2 separate regions of the Homo sapiens genome follow, and region 2 is linked to region 1. The links are chromatin loops, found by intact Hi-C in ENCODE. Cell type or tissue: HCT116. All regions are shown on one strand.

What was found. A loop is a pair of places that touch in the nucleus more often than their neighbours do. Peaks named below come from ENCODE experiments on the same cell type or tissue, not always from the same donor. Only the 100,000 strongest peaks of a DNase experiment are listed, where the experiment ranks them.
Region 2: it touches region 1 in a loop (14-fold over the local background); 21 of 110 quality-filtered maps call a loop at or near these places.

The regions. Positions count from the first base shown.
Region 1 is chr18:23,808,832-23,816,831 of GRCh38, forward strand. LAMA3 (laminin subunit alpha 3) reads left to right here. Exons shown (of 75, transcript NM_198129.4): 13 at 1,535-1,672; 14 at 4,226-4,272; 15 at 5,572-5,671; 16 at 6,357-6,409; 17 at 6,637-6,742; 18 at 7,557-7,656. Among named protein-coding and RNA genes, the nearest start is that of LAMA3, 120 kb to the left of the region's middle. RefSeq lists an enhancer at 1,599-1,658. In HCT116, a CTCF peak has its summit at 3,921 (motif pointing left); a DNase peak (open chromatin) is centred at 3,900.
Region 2 is chr18:23,494,605-23,502,604 of GRCh38, forward strand. No RefSeq gene overlaps it. Among named protein-coding and RNA genes, the nearest start is that of RMC1, 4.9 kb to the right of the region's middle. RefSeq lists enhancers at 688-737, 4,156-4,225, 4,256-4,325, 4,596-4,825. In HCT116, a CTCF peak has its summit at 4,383 (motif pointing right); a DNase peak (open chromatin) is centred at 4,407.

The sequences.
Region 1 (8,000 bases):
TGGGGGCCCCATGCGCCAAGGCTTAGATTCCAAGGCTACCTGTAAATAAATTACCAGAACTGGGGCTTTACCTTATGAATCTTTTCTTTCCTAAGGCTCCAACTAGCATGGAATTTTTGAAACCTTGCAAACAAGGTTGTATCTTTTACTGTGTACACTACACTGGATAAAAATTTGGAAGTCAGATATACTAATTCATTGATTTTCATTAATTCAGTGTGGGAAAGTGTAAAGAGCACCTCCCCAAGCACTGGGGGACTTGGGTAATTAGAATAATAATGTTAATAAGTGTGAACACTTCCTGAGCATTTCGGCTGTGCGAAGCATCGTGCTCAATGCCTTATTGCTGATGATTCTCTGATAACTTCATAAAGTAGGTGCTATTATCAGCTCCAGTTTACAGAAGAGGAAACTGAGGCTTAAAGAAGCTAAGCAACTAGCCGTGATTGCAGGGCTGTTAAGTGGCACAGCTGGTACTGGAATCCAGATGTGTCTGACTCCAAAGACTGAAGCCCTTTATTAGAGACTAATCCATTGACTTTAAAAATGCCATTTAACTTCTGAACTTCACCATGTAATAATGGGATTCAATGAGATGCTCTCTCTAGTTTCTTTCAGTTCTTAAGATGTAGAACTCTTCAGCCGGAGAAGTCAGTCAGGTCAATTCCACTGCTCATCCCTCTCCAGAAGAAGGGTTTTTGCAATGCAAATGGGGACGACCTTGTGCAACTCCAGCCCATAGAAGTCTAGTCTCATAGAGACTAGTAGGGACCTGATCCAGTGGGAAGGGGGCCAAGAGGAGAATGAATGGCCAGCATCTGTTCTCTCCATCCACACGTGTTTATTCATCACTTAGCCAAAGATCATGGTAACAGCTTGGGGGAGGGAGGAAACTAGGATGCCTTTCCCATCCTTTTCAATGTTGCCTGCACCATTTTTTCCATGACTACTTAACTACACTAGACATTGAGAAAAGAGGTATAAAGAGAGGAGGAAAGAGAAGATCAGGGACAGTTGTAGGCTGATCTGGCCTGGAATGGCTTGCACTTGATATGGAATATCAAGTGGGATATGGAATTAAAGTGGCCCTCCAGTGAGTCACATCCCCCATCAGTTGTTCCCTGCATCCTCCTCCTACAAATACTGGTTTCTGTAGGTGAGCAGAATCCCCAAAACCATCACCCAGCACCTGCAAATCTTGCTGAATATGAAATTCATGACAGCAATAAAAACTAGCAGTTATTGAGTGCTCGCTATGATAGGCATTGTCCCAAGCTCTTTTAAGTATTATCTTATGCAATCCTCACAACAAGTTATCAAATAAAAATTAGTGTCACTCCCACTTAAGGAAGGAGAAACTGAGGCTTAGAGCAGTTGAGTGGCTTGTTTCAGGTTCCCGATCTCATAAGAAGTGGAGCTGGAATTTGTGTTTGGGTCTTTCTGGCTCCACCCTCATGCTCTGCTCCGGGACGTGGTTCTTCCCCCTCCCATACCTGCAACCCCCGCCTAAGTCTGATTGAATTCTTTCATCCAGCCTGCTGGTGTTCAGCCCTTGGATCCTACCAGATGCCCTGCAGCTCAGTGACTGGACAGTGTGAATGTCGGCCAGGAGTTACAGGACAGCGGTGTGACAGGTGTCTCTCAGGAGCTTATGATTTCCCCCACTGCCAAGGTAGGAAAGTCAGCAGATTGCTAGAGGGCTGGTTCCTCTCTGAAGTGTGTGCAGCCAGCCTCCCAGAGAAGCCTGCAAATCCCCCACAGACTCACCACTGGCCACCCCCACATCCTGCTTTCACAGATCTAGTCTGCTTGGTTCCTCACCTGTTCAAGTCTGGTTTGAAAACACGTATATCATATATGTACCCTCAAAGGAATCCAGAAATGATTTTTTTAACTAAAAATAATGTAAATTTCCATGTGCTATACATGTGGGTTTCTTGGTTCACATGTCAGTTTTCTGTGGATAGCATTGTGGCATAGGTGACTCCTTTGAGTTAAAGGGGCCATTTGTTGTCTTCTGTCCCGAGGCATCATGCCTTCTTTCGCTCCCAGCTTGTGGTGCTAATGCTGGCAGCACTGTAATGTTTCTAACAGATCCACTTGCCAGCAGGCTTAGCAGGACCTTTGCTGTGTTTCGGGCCTCTCTCCCTGCCCTCCTCTGGCCTTCTGGGGGACCGTGTCATCGTACTTCAGCCCAAGTGTTGGGGAAGGCGGGTGGGATGCACTGGAGTCTATGCAGTTTGGAGAGAGTGCACTGAGGGGGAGATGAAAACCAAGCCTGCAGCTGTGGGACGTGGTTGGTATTCATCCCTCTGTTGATATGAGAGATTAAGGCTTGCCCATGTACCATGGCAGAGGGGACAGAAATGAGATGTCCACAAATTTCCCTGGGCTCCCTGGTGTGTGCAGCCAGAGAGCAGACCAGTAGCTCTTGTCAATTTCGGAGAACTCTTGCTACTGTGAAGAGGTGTTTGTGGAAGGCTGACCCAGACTATCCATCAGGAGAATGTGGTTTCTCAGACCCCTTCCTGCGCTTTGAAGACAGGACTGACTTCATTTCCCAGAATCTTCCTAACCAGAATCCTCTGGAGACCAGGTTTCCTTGAGGGTGGAAGTTGCAGCAGGCAGTCAGAGGTGGGTGCTTGCCTTTCAAAAGGCCTGAAGGTCCCTAGGATGCGAGGGCATCCTGCATGGGTCTGCTCACCTCCATGGGCCTCAGGAGCAGAAGGAAGTGCTGTGGCTGCCTGGCAGAGAAGCTGAGCAGCCACAGTCATCCCAGGGCTAGATGGCAATGTTTGTGTCCTGGAGAGGAACCCGAGGTTGGGCATGGAAAACAAACAGCTGGAAATTTGTGTTGGGTATTACGGAAAAATGCAGGGAACAGGAGAACATCAGAAAAGAAAGAGAGGGCAGGGTGGCTCATGCTTGTAATCCCAGCACTTTGGGAGGCTGAGGCGGGAGGATTGCTTGAGGCCAGGAGTTGGAGACCAGCCTGGGCAACATAATGAGATCCTGTCTCTAGAATTTTTATTTATTTTTGATTTTATTTTATTTTTTTTTGAGACAGAGTCTCGCTCTGTCCCCCAGGCTGGAGTGCAGCGGCATGATCTCAGCTCACTGCGAGCTCTGCCTCACGGGTTCAAGCGATTCTCCTGCCTCAGCCTCTCGAGTAGCTGGGATTACAGGCATGTGCCACCATGCCTAGCTAATTTTTTGTATTTTTAGTAGAGATGGGGTTTCACCATGTCAGCCAGGATGATCTTGATCTCCTGACCTCGTGATTTGCCCGCCTTGGCCTCCCAAAGTGCTGGGATTACAGGCGTGAGCCACCACTCCCAGCCTCTAGAAAATATTTTTTAAAATAACCGGGCATGGTGGTGCATGCCTGTCATTCCAGCTCCTCAGAAGGATGAGGTGAGAGGATCACTTGAGCCCAGGCATTGGAGGTTGCAGTGAGCTATGATCGTGCCACTGCACTCCAACCTGGAAGACAGAGCAAGACCCTGTCTCAAAAAAGAGAGTGAGAGAGAGAATGAAAATCATCAAGGGGAAGCTGAGGCAGACAGAAGCAAACAAAGCCAATAGGGTTAAGGAACAATTTATAAGCAAACAAGATCCTATTATGGATTTATTTAAATGATTTGAAAAACCAGACTCAGAACAGACTTACCCAGTTCAAACACTGTGTAATTGTAATACTGAAACATTGCAAGATCCCAATTTATTGAAGAGAGATTATATTTGGTTTGTAGTGTTATACTAAGTCAGGAAAACAAACCAATTGATTTTATAAATAACTTTAGTACGGGTGGGAACAAGGAGGTGTGATAATTAAAGATGTACTTAGAAATTCTAGAACGTCTTTTAAATGGGCAATTAAAAGTCTCTTGGTACAATATTGCCCTCTTCTGGACAATACTAATGATGCTCAAAATTTTAGAATCTTTCCCTAATCTCCTCCTTCATCATCAATTAGAAGTGAACTGTCATGAGTAGACAGGATAGGGATTTGTTCAGTGGCAAAAGAGGTAATTTGGGGATTAAGGACCATAAATGTCATTCAAGATGCCTGACTATGAATTGCATGCAGACTTTGCCACACATCTATCGAAAATATAAATGTAGATACACTATTTTTGAAAACAAAACGTTTAAAACTTGAAACATCAAAACAAAGAGAAAAACAAACTACCAGATAATTTAAAAATTTCTGAATCATATTCAGGTTCCAGCAGTGCTTGTGACCCAGCTGGTACCATCAACTCCAATTTGGTAAGTAGACTATAAAAGGGTTGCAATTCTAACTATCTCTATTATTCTCATGCATATTAAGGACTAACAGTGTGGGCACTTCCAGAAATTAAAATAAGACCCAAGGCTAAATTGCTTAAAGAGGTCATTGTTGTTTTTCAAAGAGCATATGTGATTTTGTGATTTTTTTTTTCAAAAACAAAAGAATAAGATTTAGTTAAACTTGTTACTCTGGAGTCCTAGAGTTTAACTCTTACTGCAGGTTTGTAGGTTACTCAGAGGGTGTTGCCTCTGTGGAGCCCTGCATGTAAGTCTGACAAACATAATTAATAACATTGAGAAAATCAATGGCCAAGGACACATTAAATAAAGTTGGCTGTGTACAAAATAATTACAATTTATTTTATATTATTCCAAGCACAATACCATGGTATTCTGAACATTTTTTTTCTTTTTCTTTTCTTTTCTTTCTTTTTTTTTTTTTTTTTTTTGCTCTTGTCGCCCAGGCCGGAGTGCAGTGCCGCGATCTCAGCTCACTGCAACCTCCGCCTCCTGGGTCAAGCGATTCTTGTGCCTCAGCCTCCGAGTAACTGGGATTACAGGCACGCCCCACCACACCTGGCTAATTTTTGTATTTTTAGTAGAGATGGGGTTTCACCATGTTGGCTAGGCTGGTCTCGAACTCCTGACCTCAGGTGATCCACCTGCCTCAGCCTCCCAAAGTGCTGGGGTTACAGGCGTGAGCTACCACACCCGGCCTATTCTGAACAATTTTCTGAGATAATTTAGAAATTGTCTGTCTTCTTGGCCTCAGAGCCTAGAGATGCCGACTTCCAGGCACAGAATGGATGGAGTGAAAGAGGTTCTGCCATCCTTCCCATAAGCCTTGATGACATTGATGCAAGGCTGTGAATCTTGCATATTACAAAAGCACTCTCAGATAAACAATTCTTTACTGATTTTCAACATGTTAAATATTCAGACATTTTTTCTATTTAAATTGGTAGTCTATGCTGTAACAGTATCAACAGACACTGACAATGTTATAAATAAGAGTGATTTTTAAATTTTCTTTCTCCTTATTTTCCAGTTTCTTTTTAACCACAAATGCGGATTACATGCATAACAAATAAATGAATAAAAATAAACAAAAGCAATTAGCAGACTGTTGAAATCAACCCAGTATTTTTTCCCCCTGGATACACTTAATTACTTTTCATGACCAAAATATGTTTCTGTGACAAGTCTTTGCTCACGCACAGGTTTGAAAACATGTCTTAATTCCAAGATGTCAAATGTTTGTTTGATTTTCATTCAAAGGGGTATTGCCAATGCAAGCTTCATGTTGAAGGTCCTACTTGTAGCCGCTGCAAACTGTTATATTGGAATCTGGACAAAGAAAACCCCAGTGGATGTTCAGGTAGGTTTCTTATATGTCATAATTTACTATATTATAATGTTCTCTTAATTTTCTCTGCCTCAGTGACTAAATCCACAAAAGAGCTATTTGTTGAATCACTTCAATTTGACAAGATTCTATGTAATGTTCTGATGTTTTCCCCCCACTTTTGACAGAATTTCTGTCACTTTCAAAATCTTAGCAAGGGATTTCTATCCTGTTTCTGTATGTATTTTGTTGTTTGAGAAGGCAGCTACTTGATAAATGGTTTTTATGTCCTTGTTTTTATAATTTACTTTTTCTGGTTTAATTTTAATTTTATGCTTATATCAGAGCCAGTATAAGGACTTAAAAACACCGAGTTAAGGATACTGAATAACCTTGAATAGAGTGTATTTTCATGCATGCATATCAGTAATGACCTCGGCATTGGAATCATTCAAAAATCCCATGATGTTGCAGCTTTTGTCATGAAGTAGCCATGAACTAGCTGTTACTTTTTGTAAATGGATAGTGTGGATTGGTCTGTTCTGCCAACTTCAGAAAGCAGTCTAATTTTAGGCCTCAGCGATGCAAACTCTCATTCTGTTGAACTGCGCTGGCAAGGCCAACTGCACACGTTGTGTTGCAGCTGTGTAATGTTCCCAGAGCCAGGAACTGTCTTTTGTGTCTCCCTTAGTTCAAGGATGCTCTCTTATCTCCACAGAATGCAAGTGCCATAAGGCGGGAACAGTGAGTGGAACTGGAGAGTGTAGGCAGGTAAAGTGGGCTGAGTTTTCATGTGACAACAGCAGAATGCTACAGCAACTGCTTGTGGGGTTTCTGGGGGCGTGTGTTAGTACTTCTGTCATTCTACAGTGCATGGTAATCCTTTCCAGATCCTGGCTACACTGCTTCCTATTATACAGTGAGGCAGTTTTCAATCTTGAAGATTAGTGAATTCTGTAATTATATCAAATGTTGTCATCTGGCTCACTGTTCTGCAGGGAGATGGTGACTGTCACTGCAAGTCCCATGTGGGTGGCGATTCCTGCGACACCTGTGAAGATGGATATTTTGCTTTGGAAAAGAGCAATTACTTTGGGTGTCAAGGTAAATAAGTCCATTGGGCCCTGAGCAAAGCACAGTGTTGATGGACAAAGATGGTCTAAATAACATTTCTTCTGAGTTTGTCATCTTCACGCAGACTTTCTGATGGAATGGCCCTGAAACATTCTGTCCAGGGAATTTGGCCAAACATTGATTACATTGAAACTAGTAAATTGCAAGTGGGGCTGTTTCTACTTCTCTTCTACCAGCACACTGTGGGTTTAATGATAAGAAACATAACTGGGATGGGAGGGCATCTGTTAGTTTTATAAATAACATCAATATTTAGTAATTTTAAAGATATATTTTATATTATCAAAAATGCTAGCATCAGATTTTTAGAGACAGTGTTGTGTTAAATAATGAAATTGCAGGACAGGTGCCCCGCAAGGCTACTCTTGAATCTCTCGCTCGGCCCCTGGTTATCACATGTTCTTTAGAACAGCACTGTTTCTGAAGCGCGTTTACTCCTGGGCTGCTGTTGTCTTTGCATTGGACAACAGCATTTGAGCTGGCTTATAGTAGCCGCCTCCAACTTAGAAGCAGACCTTTGGAAAGACACCATTTTAATTTTGTTTTTGTTTTTGTTTTGGTTTTGGTTTTGGTTTTTGTGGTTGAATCTGATTTCCAAGCGCGGACACACCATTTTGGTTTGGGAGTTTCCAAGATTTCAAACACTTGCCAGACAGATGTGGCAGAGGAAAGAAGGCAGGCACTGTGTCACTGGGATGGTCAGTTTTCCTTTCTTGTACAGCAGGGGAGGCGCTCAGTGTGGAGATGGTTTAAGGTATAACTGCTGCTGTTTCCTGGCTTTCAGGGTGTCAGTGTGACATTGGTGGGGCATTGTCCTCCATGTGCAGTGGGCCCTCGGGAGTGTGCCAGTGCCGAGAGCATGTCGTGGGAAAGGTGTGCCAGCGGTGAGTCTTCGGGAGGCTTCTTCCCATGTTCAGGGTGTGAAAGATGGTCTTAGACATTCCTGCCTGTGCTACAGCTCTGGAGAAGAGAGAAGCAGCCCTAAAGATCGAGGTCAGGGGAAGCTGTCCTATGTCAATTGAAATCTGGACATTTGTGTGTGAGTTGTTTAAAACAGGAGATTACTTTGCCCATAAAGCCTGTTCTACTGTGTAGACCATGAAGTACTTTCGCTTGAAAATTCCCACAGGTACAAAAACCAGGTGGGCAAGACGAGAGCTGGAAGCATGAAGTGGGTTCTCAGGGCTCAACTTCCATGTGCAAGTTGGAGCAGGAGGAGCCCACAGAT
Region 2 (8,000 bases), 310 kb before region 1:
AGGCTAGTCTTGAGCTCCTGGGCTCAAGTAATTCTCCTGCCTCAGCCTTTCAAGTAGTTGAGACTATAGGTGCATGCCACTGTGCCTGGCTTTAGTTTTCAAATTTTAGAATTAATCGTTACACAAGTCACTGAATTTATACTTATGGAATGTAAATGTCCTAAACCATAACAATGTGTATTAGTTAGTGTTCTCCAGAGAAAGAGAATATATATATTCCAAATATACATATATATATTCCAAATATACATATATATATATATTCCAAAGAAATAGAATATATATATATGTCCACCATGTATACACACATGCTGGACACCCCAGAAAAGCCTGCATTTCAGTGTAGGTCTAAAGGCAGGGAAACAAACTGATGTCTGAATTCAAAGGCTGTCAGGCAGCCAGAATTCTCTTTTTTGCGGGGGAAGGTCAGCCTTTTTGTTCCATTCAGGCCTTTGTTCTATTCAGCTGATTGGATGAGGCCCACTCACATTAGGAAGGGTCATCTGCTTTACTCAGTTCACTGATAAATGATAAATCATCCAAAAACATCCTCACAAACACACCCAGAATAGTGTTTGACCAAACACCTGGGCACACCCTGTGGCCCAGTCAAGTTGACACATGAAATTAGTCATCACACAATGTAATGGCAGGTAGGGAGGAGGGAGGAGAGAAGGGGAGGGCAGTATAAGGATCCACATCTCCCCATTTTATACAGTGGGGAGACACTAGAACTTCCTAGCCCTGATGGATTAAAAAATGTAATTCAATGGATATTATAAAAAGTTATGCAAGTAAATACTAGAAGAATGAAAAATATAACAAAAATTGAGAGGTATGGAGGAAAAGAAAGTGAGAGGCAGATCAATGCACTAAATTCCTCATCTTCTTCTTCTTATTATTATTATTTTTGAGACAGTCTTACTTTGTCACCCAGGCAGGAGTGCAGTGGCACAATGTTGACTCACTGCAATCTCTGTCTCCTGGGTTCAAGCAATTCTCCTGCATCAGCCTCCTGGGTAGCTGGGATTACAGGCGTGCACTACCACACCCAGCTAATTTTTGTATTTTTAGTAGATATGGGGTTTCACCATGTTGGCCAGGCTGGGCTTGAACTCCGGACCTCAGGTGATCCGCCCGCCTCAGCCTCCCAAATTGCTGGGCATACAGGCATGAGCCACTGCGCCTGGCCATTTCTTATAGCAGGTGTGTTAGTCCGTTCTTGTGCTGCTATAAAGATATCCCCGAGGCTAGGTGATTTATAAATAAAAGAGGTTTAATTGGCTAGCAGTTCTGCAGGCTGTACAGGAAGCGTGGTGCCAGTGAAGAGGAGCTGACGTCTCACTTGGCAAGAGTTGGAACGAAAGAGAGAGTGGGGAGGAGGTGCCACAAGCAGATCTCAGGAGCGCTCACTCACTATCGGGAGGACAGCACCCAGGGAATGGCTCTAAACCATTCATGAGAAATTTGCCTCCATGATCCAGTCACCTCCAACCAGGCCCCACCTCCAATATTGGGGATTACAATTCAACATGAGATTTGGAGGGGATAACATCCAAACTATATCCTCAGGAAATAACAGATACTTCTGAAGCTGATAAAACAAGATAAGTATATGAGAGTTATGCTGTGACCATCAGGGCCAAAACCAGAAATTGGTAACAATGGTTTCTTCTGGGTCGTGCCACTGAGTATTGTTGGGGAAGAAGGAGAGATTTTTTTTTTCACTTGCTATTTTTCCATACTATTGAAATTCTTTAACATGCATGCATTTCTTTCATAATTACAATATAGTGTGATTTTATTTTGTAATTTTTGACTCCTTGGAGTTTGATAACTAGCTGGTCTGGGGAGCCATTGAGCTAGACAGTCTCTGGAAATGTTTCGGAGTTTAAAACTCCTGTGACCCCAGCAGAGTCACAGGCAGGGGCGAAGTGCCTACTGGTAGTTCTGTGGGTTTTGATGTAAAAACAAGTCTTTAGATTTTTTTTTTTTTGCTTAAATGTTTGCTTAAATGATCTTCTAAGACAGCTAAATGCAATTAAAAGAACAATGTTTTGAGATTGCTTAATGAGTTTTTTAAAATACAAGTCTTGACTGGGTGCAGTGGCTCATGCCTGTAATCCCAGCACTTTGGGAGGCTGAGGCGGGTGGATCACCTGAGATTGGGAGTTTGAGACCAGCCTGACCAACATGGTGAAACCCCATCTCTACTAAAAATAGAAAATTAGCCAGGCGTGGTGGTGCCTGCCTGTAATCCCAGCTACTCGGGAGGCTGTGGCAGGAGAATCGCTTGAACCAGGGAGGCGGAGGTTGCGGTGAGCCGAGATGGCGCCATTGCTCTCCAGCCTGGGCGACAAGAGCGAAACTCTGTTTCAAAAAAAATAAAAACAAAAACAAAAACAAACCAAGTTTTTATTTCCAATAAAAGTGAATTTAACTTATTTAATTTTATTTACAAATTATTCCCAGGTCTAGCTTTGACTTTAAAAAGTGAATTTTAAATGTTAAACATATGAATTATTCTAATTTGTATTATAAACTTAAATTTTCCTCTGAAAATCAAATCAAAAGCAGGGAAAAGCATGCCAGTAATGAAAAGAAACCAAAACAGGTACAGCTTTGCATCCTTTCTTCAATTTAATGTTTAAAGATGTAACCGCCCAAAGGGTTCACCTTGCCTGCTGCCTAGACAGAACCGATTTGTCAAGACAGTGGAATTGCAATGAAGAAAGAGTAATTTCACTCAGAGCTGGCTGTGAGGGAGACGGGAGTTTTATTATTACTTAAATCAGTTTCCTCAAGCATTTGGGGATCAGAGTTTTTAAAGATAGTTTGGTGCTGGGTGTGGTGGCTCACGCTTGTAATCCCGGCACTTTGGGAGGCTGAGGCAGGCGGATCACCTGAGGTCAGGAGTTCAAGACCAGCCTGGCCAACATGGCGAAACCCCATCTGTACTAAAAATACAAAAAATTAGCTGGGCGTGGTGGCACTTGCCTGTAAACCCAGGTACTCGGGAGATTGAGGCTGGAGACTCACTTGAACCCAGGAGGCGGAGGTTGCAGTGAGCTGAGATTGTGCCACTGCACTCCAGCCTGGGCAACAGAGTGAGACTCCATCACAAACAAACAAACATAATTTGGCAGGTAGGGTCTCAGGAAGCAGAGTGCTGATTGGTCAAGGTTGGAGATGGAATCCTAGGGGGGTCGAACTGAGGTTTTCTTGCTGTTTTCTACTCCTAGATGGGATGGCAGAACTGATTGGCCCAGATTACCGGTCTGGATGGTGTCAGCTGATCCATCCAGTATAGGATCTACAAAATATCTCAAACACTGATCTTAGGTTTTACAATAGTGATGCTATCCCCAAAAGCAATTTGGGGCGGTTCAGACTCTTGGAGCCAGAGGCTGCATGACCCCTAAACCGTAATTTCTAATCTTGTAGCTAACTTGTTAGTCCTGCAAAGGCAGACTGGTCCCCAGGCAAGAAGGGAGTCTTTTCGGGAAAGCGCTATTATTAATTTTGTTTCAGAGTCAAACTATGAACTGAATTCCTTCCCAAATGCCCAGCAATGAACAAGGACAGCTTAAAGGTTAGAAGCAAGATGGAGTCGGTTAGGTCTGATCTCTTTCACTGTTATAATTTCTTCAGTTATAATTTTTGCAAAGGCAGTTGAAACTGTGTCTTTGAAAAGACACAGCAGAAACATCTGTTACATAAACAACAGAAATGAGGAAGAAAGTATCTGACTCAGTAGCAAAGGAAATCCACAGAAAGAATGTTCTGAGAACGGAAGCAATGATCAGACCAGGTAGGGATATGATAGAAAGAAAATTCTCATCTAATTCAAATTCTGGCCAGTCCTTTTGGTGATTTCCATACTAATACTAGGCACTTTAAAATGTGAGTTCTGGTAACACATGGAACCTCAAAGTAGAAATGTCTGTTGTTCATTTTTAAAAGACTATTTGCAGAGTTTTGATGTTTATCAATGAAAAGAGTTTTTTTTTAAAATTTATGAAGAATAGGGAATCCTATATGGGCATGGGGCAAATAATCAAACTGTTTTAATGCAGAAAAAAATGTGCAACAGAAAGAGATAGCTCATGGAGGGATAAAGACTTTATTCTGGACCCTCTAGATTCTGTGGGGCCTGCAGTAGCTTCAAGATGCCCCAGCATGTCCTGCGCCCACACCCCTGTCAAGATCACTGTGGTCAGGGCGTCTTGCCCATGGCCAGTGTATTAGTCTGCTTGGGTTGCCACAACAAAATACCACAGACTGAGGTTGAAAACATTTATTTTCTCACAGTTTTGGAGGCTAGAAGTCCTAGATCAAGGTGCCAGCAGCGTTGCTTCCTCTGAGGCAGCTCTTCTTGGCCTGTAGGTGGCGCCTTCTTGCTGTGTCTTCACATGGGCGGCCCCTCAGTCTGTGTGTCTAGGTCCTAATCTTCTCTTATAAACACACCAGTCATACTGGATTAGGGTCCATCATTTTACCTTAACGGCCTATTTAAAGGCCTTATCTCCAAATACAGATGCATTTTGAAATACTAAGGGTTAGTACCTCAACATCTGAATTCTGGGGGGACACACTTCAACCCATAACATGCAGGCAGACCTCAATGCTGCTTGCAGACCCAAGGCGAACTGCACAACAATCAAGCCTGGCTCTTAGGACAAAAACATCTGCCAGAGTCAACCAAACTGAATTCTCTGGGAAGGACGAGATGCCTGGTGTCATAAAAAGACCATAGTCTTTTTTAAGTGTGATGCATGCGCACACAGGCACGCATACACACACGCGCACACACGCGCACACACTGCACTGCTGCCCTGTCCTTGGCAGACATTCCTGTGGGGTCATGTTCGAAATATGCACTTCTGTGGAGTAGCTTGGGTTTTCTTGGAAGTCTCTTTTTCTAAACTTGTACCTAAGCTGATGGCCTGTGCCTGCTTGGGCATGAGGGGTCGGAGTGGGGATGGGTCAAGACTGACTCCTGTTCACTGTGAAGTAGAGGAAGGCAGTGATAGCCAGACAGGGACGTGTGTTTAGGGAAGTCCTCTGTGTTTTCAGTTCTGTTTTTGTTTTGTTTTTATGATGGGAGAGATGAGCAAATATAAAGGCTGCTTCTAGGAGCAGGAGTGAGGAGAGGTTGCCTATATGAGAGAAACGGGATGGTCAATACTGTAGGTTTTTTTGAGAAGGTGAAATATGGAATTCATTTTTTAAATTTTTTAAATTTTTTTTTTTTTGAGACAGAGTCTCGCTCTGTCACCCAGGCTGGAGTGCAGTGATGTGATCTCTGCTCATTGCAACTTCTGCCTCCTGTTTATATAAACAGGCCAAACCCTGTATGTATGTATGTATTTATTTATTTTTGAGATGGAGTTTCGCTCTTGTTCCACTTGTTGCCCAGGCTGGAGTGCAATGGCACGATCTTGGCTCACTGCAACCTGCAACTCCCGGGTTCAAGCGATTCTCCTGCCTCAGCCTCCCAAGTAGCTGGGATTACCAGCACTCACCACCACAGCCGGCTAATTTTTTTGTATTTTTAGTAGAGACGGGGTTTCACCATGTTGGCCAGGCTGGTCTCGAACTCTTGACCTCAGGTGATCCACCTGCCTCAGCTTCCCAAAGTGCTAGGATTACAGGCATGAGCCACTGCACCCAGCCGAAAGATGGAATTCAAAGAAGTGCTGGTAAGTCACTGTGGTATTTGTGAAAAAATAAAAATAAAGAGGGTTTGGGCTAGGCGCGGTGGCTCATGCCTGTAATCTCAGCACTTTGGGAGGCCAAGGGGGGTGGATCACCTGAGGTTGGGAGTTCGAGACCAGCCTGACCAACATGGAGAAACCCTGTCTCTACTGAAAATACAAAATTAGCCGGGTGTGGTGGCGCATGCCTGTAATCCCAGCTACTCGGGAGGCTGAGGCAGGAGAATCACTTGAACCGAGAGGTAGAGGTTGCAGTGAGCCAAGATTGTGCCACTGCACTCCAGCCTGGGCAACAAGAGGAACAAGAGCAAAACTCCATCAAATAAATAAATAAATAAATAAATAAAAACAGGGTTTGGCCTTGGGCAGGATGGACCGTTTTCTAGAAGGACAGCCGTGGTGCGCTGCACAACTGGTATGAAGCCCAGTTTCCATCTGAAGTCCTCGATGTTCATGGAAATAGGGGCGAGACAGTCTGAGGAGTGTGAAGAAGGCCTGAAAATATCCTTGCAGAGAACAGGAGAGACAATGACTGGGACAGCCAGGCAGGGCTGAGGGCCCATTTGAATTTCCCGCAGTGCCCTCTGTCCTGTTGTGTGACCCCTCCAGCAGTAGGTACTGGGAAAGCAGGTGGCTGAGTTCATCCAGGACTGAGGCTCTGCCAGACAAGAACAGTGCAGCAAGGATGTTGAAGGTAATGGCAAAAAATAACTGGAATGCAGAGAAATGAAATCAAAGCTGATGAGGAGGGAAGGGAAGAGAGGAGAGGGCAGATAGACTTGGGTAGAGAGGACAGAACAATGACAGGGCAAACTGGTGATGTTGAGGAAGAGTCACAGGGAGCAGCTAAACAAGCCAGCTGCAGGGATGGCACTGTGTGGCTGGAGAGCAGGGTTCTGGAGTTATCGGTTTTTCCATGTGTGACATGGGCCTGGGTGGGTGAGGCTGAGTGTAGAAGTCTTACATTTCCAGTCTTGTCACTCCTCTGATGAGTTTCAGACCAATATATCCATCTGCCTAGATGTCATTTCTCCTTGGATTCACATGCTCCAAACCAAACTCCTGGGCTCAGACATCAAAGCCACTCAAAAATAGCTCTCTGAGAAATAGAACTACCATATGATCCAGTAATCCAACTTTTGGGTATAGACCCAAAAGAATTAAAAACAGAATATTGAACAGATATTTGCATAGCTTTATTCACAACAGCCAAAGGTGGGAACAACCCACATGCCCATCAACAGACGAATGGATAAACAAAATGTGCTATATACATAAAATGGAATCTTTTTCGGCCTTAATGAAGGAAGGAAATCCTGACACATGCTACATGGATGAACCTTGAGGATATTTTGCTAAGCAAAAGAAGCCAGACACTAATGGACAAATACTATAAAATCCACTTATATGAGATACTTAGAGTAGTCAAATTTAGGGACAGAATCAGATTTGCAAGATAAAAAGTTTCTGGAAACGTATTTCACAATAATGTGAATATGCCTGATACTACTGAACACCTCAAAAAGGGTTAACACGGGGCCGGGCGCGGTGGCTCATGCCTGTAATCTCATCACTGTGGGAGGCCAAGGTGGGCAGATCACCTGAGGTTAGGAGTTGGAGACCAGCCTGGCCAACATGGTGAAACCCGGTCTCTGCTAAAAATACACACAAAAAAATTAGCTGGGCATGGTGGCAGGTGCCTGTAATCCCAGCTACTTGGGAGGCTGATGCGGGAGAATCGCTTGAACCCGGGAGGTGGAGGTTGCAGTGAACCGAGACAGGGCCATTGCACTCCAGCCTGGGCAACAAGAACGAAATTCCGTCTCAAAATAAAATAAAATAAACAATAAAAATAAAGGGTTAACATGGGGGCTGAGCACGGTCAGCGAGAGAATCACTTGAGGCCAGGAGTCTGAGACCAGCCTGGGCAACAGAGAACGCTGTCTCTACAAAGCATAATAATAAAAAAATGAGCCAGGTGTGGTGGCATGCACCCGTGGTCCCAGCTACTTGTGAGGCTGAGATGGGAGGTTGAGACTGCAGTGAGCCGTGTTCGCATCACTGCTCTCCAGCCTGGGCACAGAGACACTCTGTCTCTGAAACAAACAAAAAAAGAGGGGCTAACATGGTAAATTTCATGTTTCTTATCAAGTAAAAAGGCTTGCTGACCCACAATCTATATTAGGTTTCCCTGTTACTAGCAAGGAGTGAAGGATGTGCTATCCCAAAATATGTCCAAAAATTGGTATATTATTTTGAGCTAAAAACACCGGAGAAATTGTA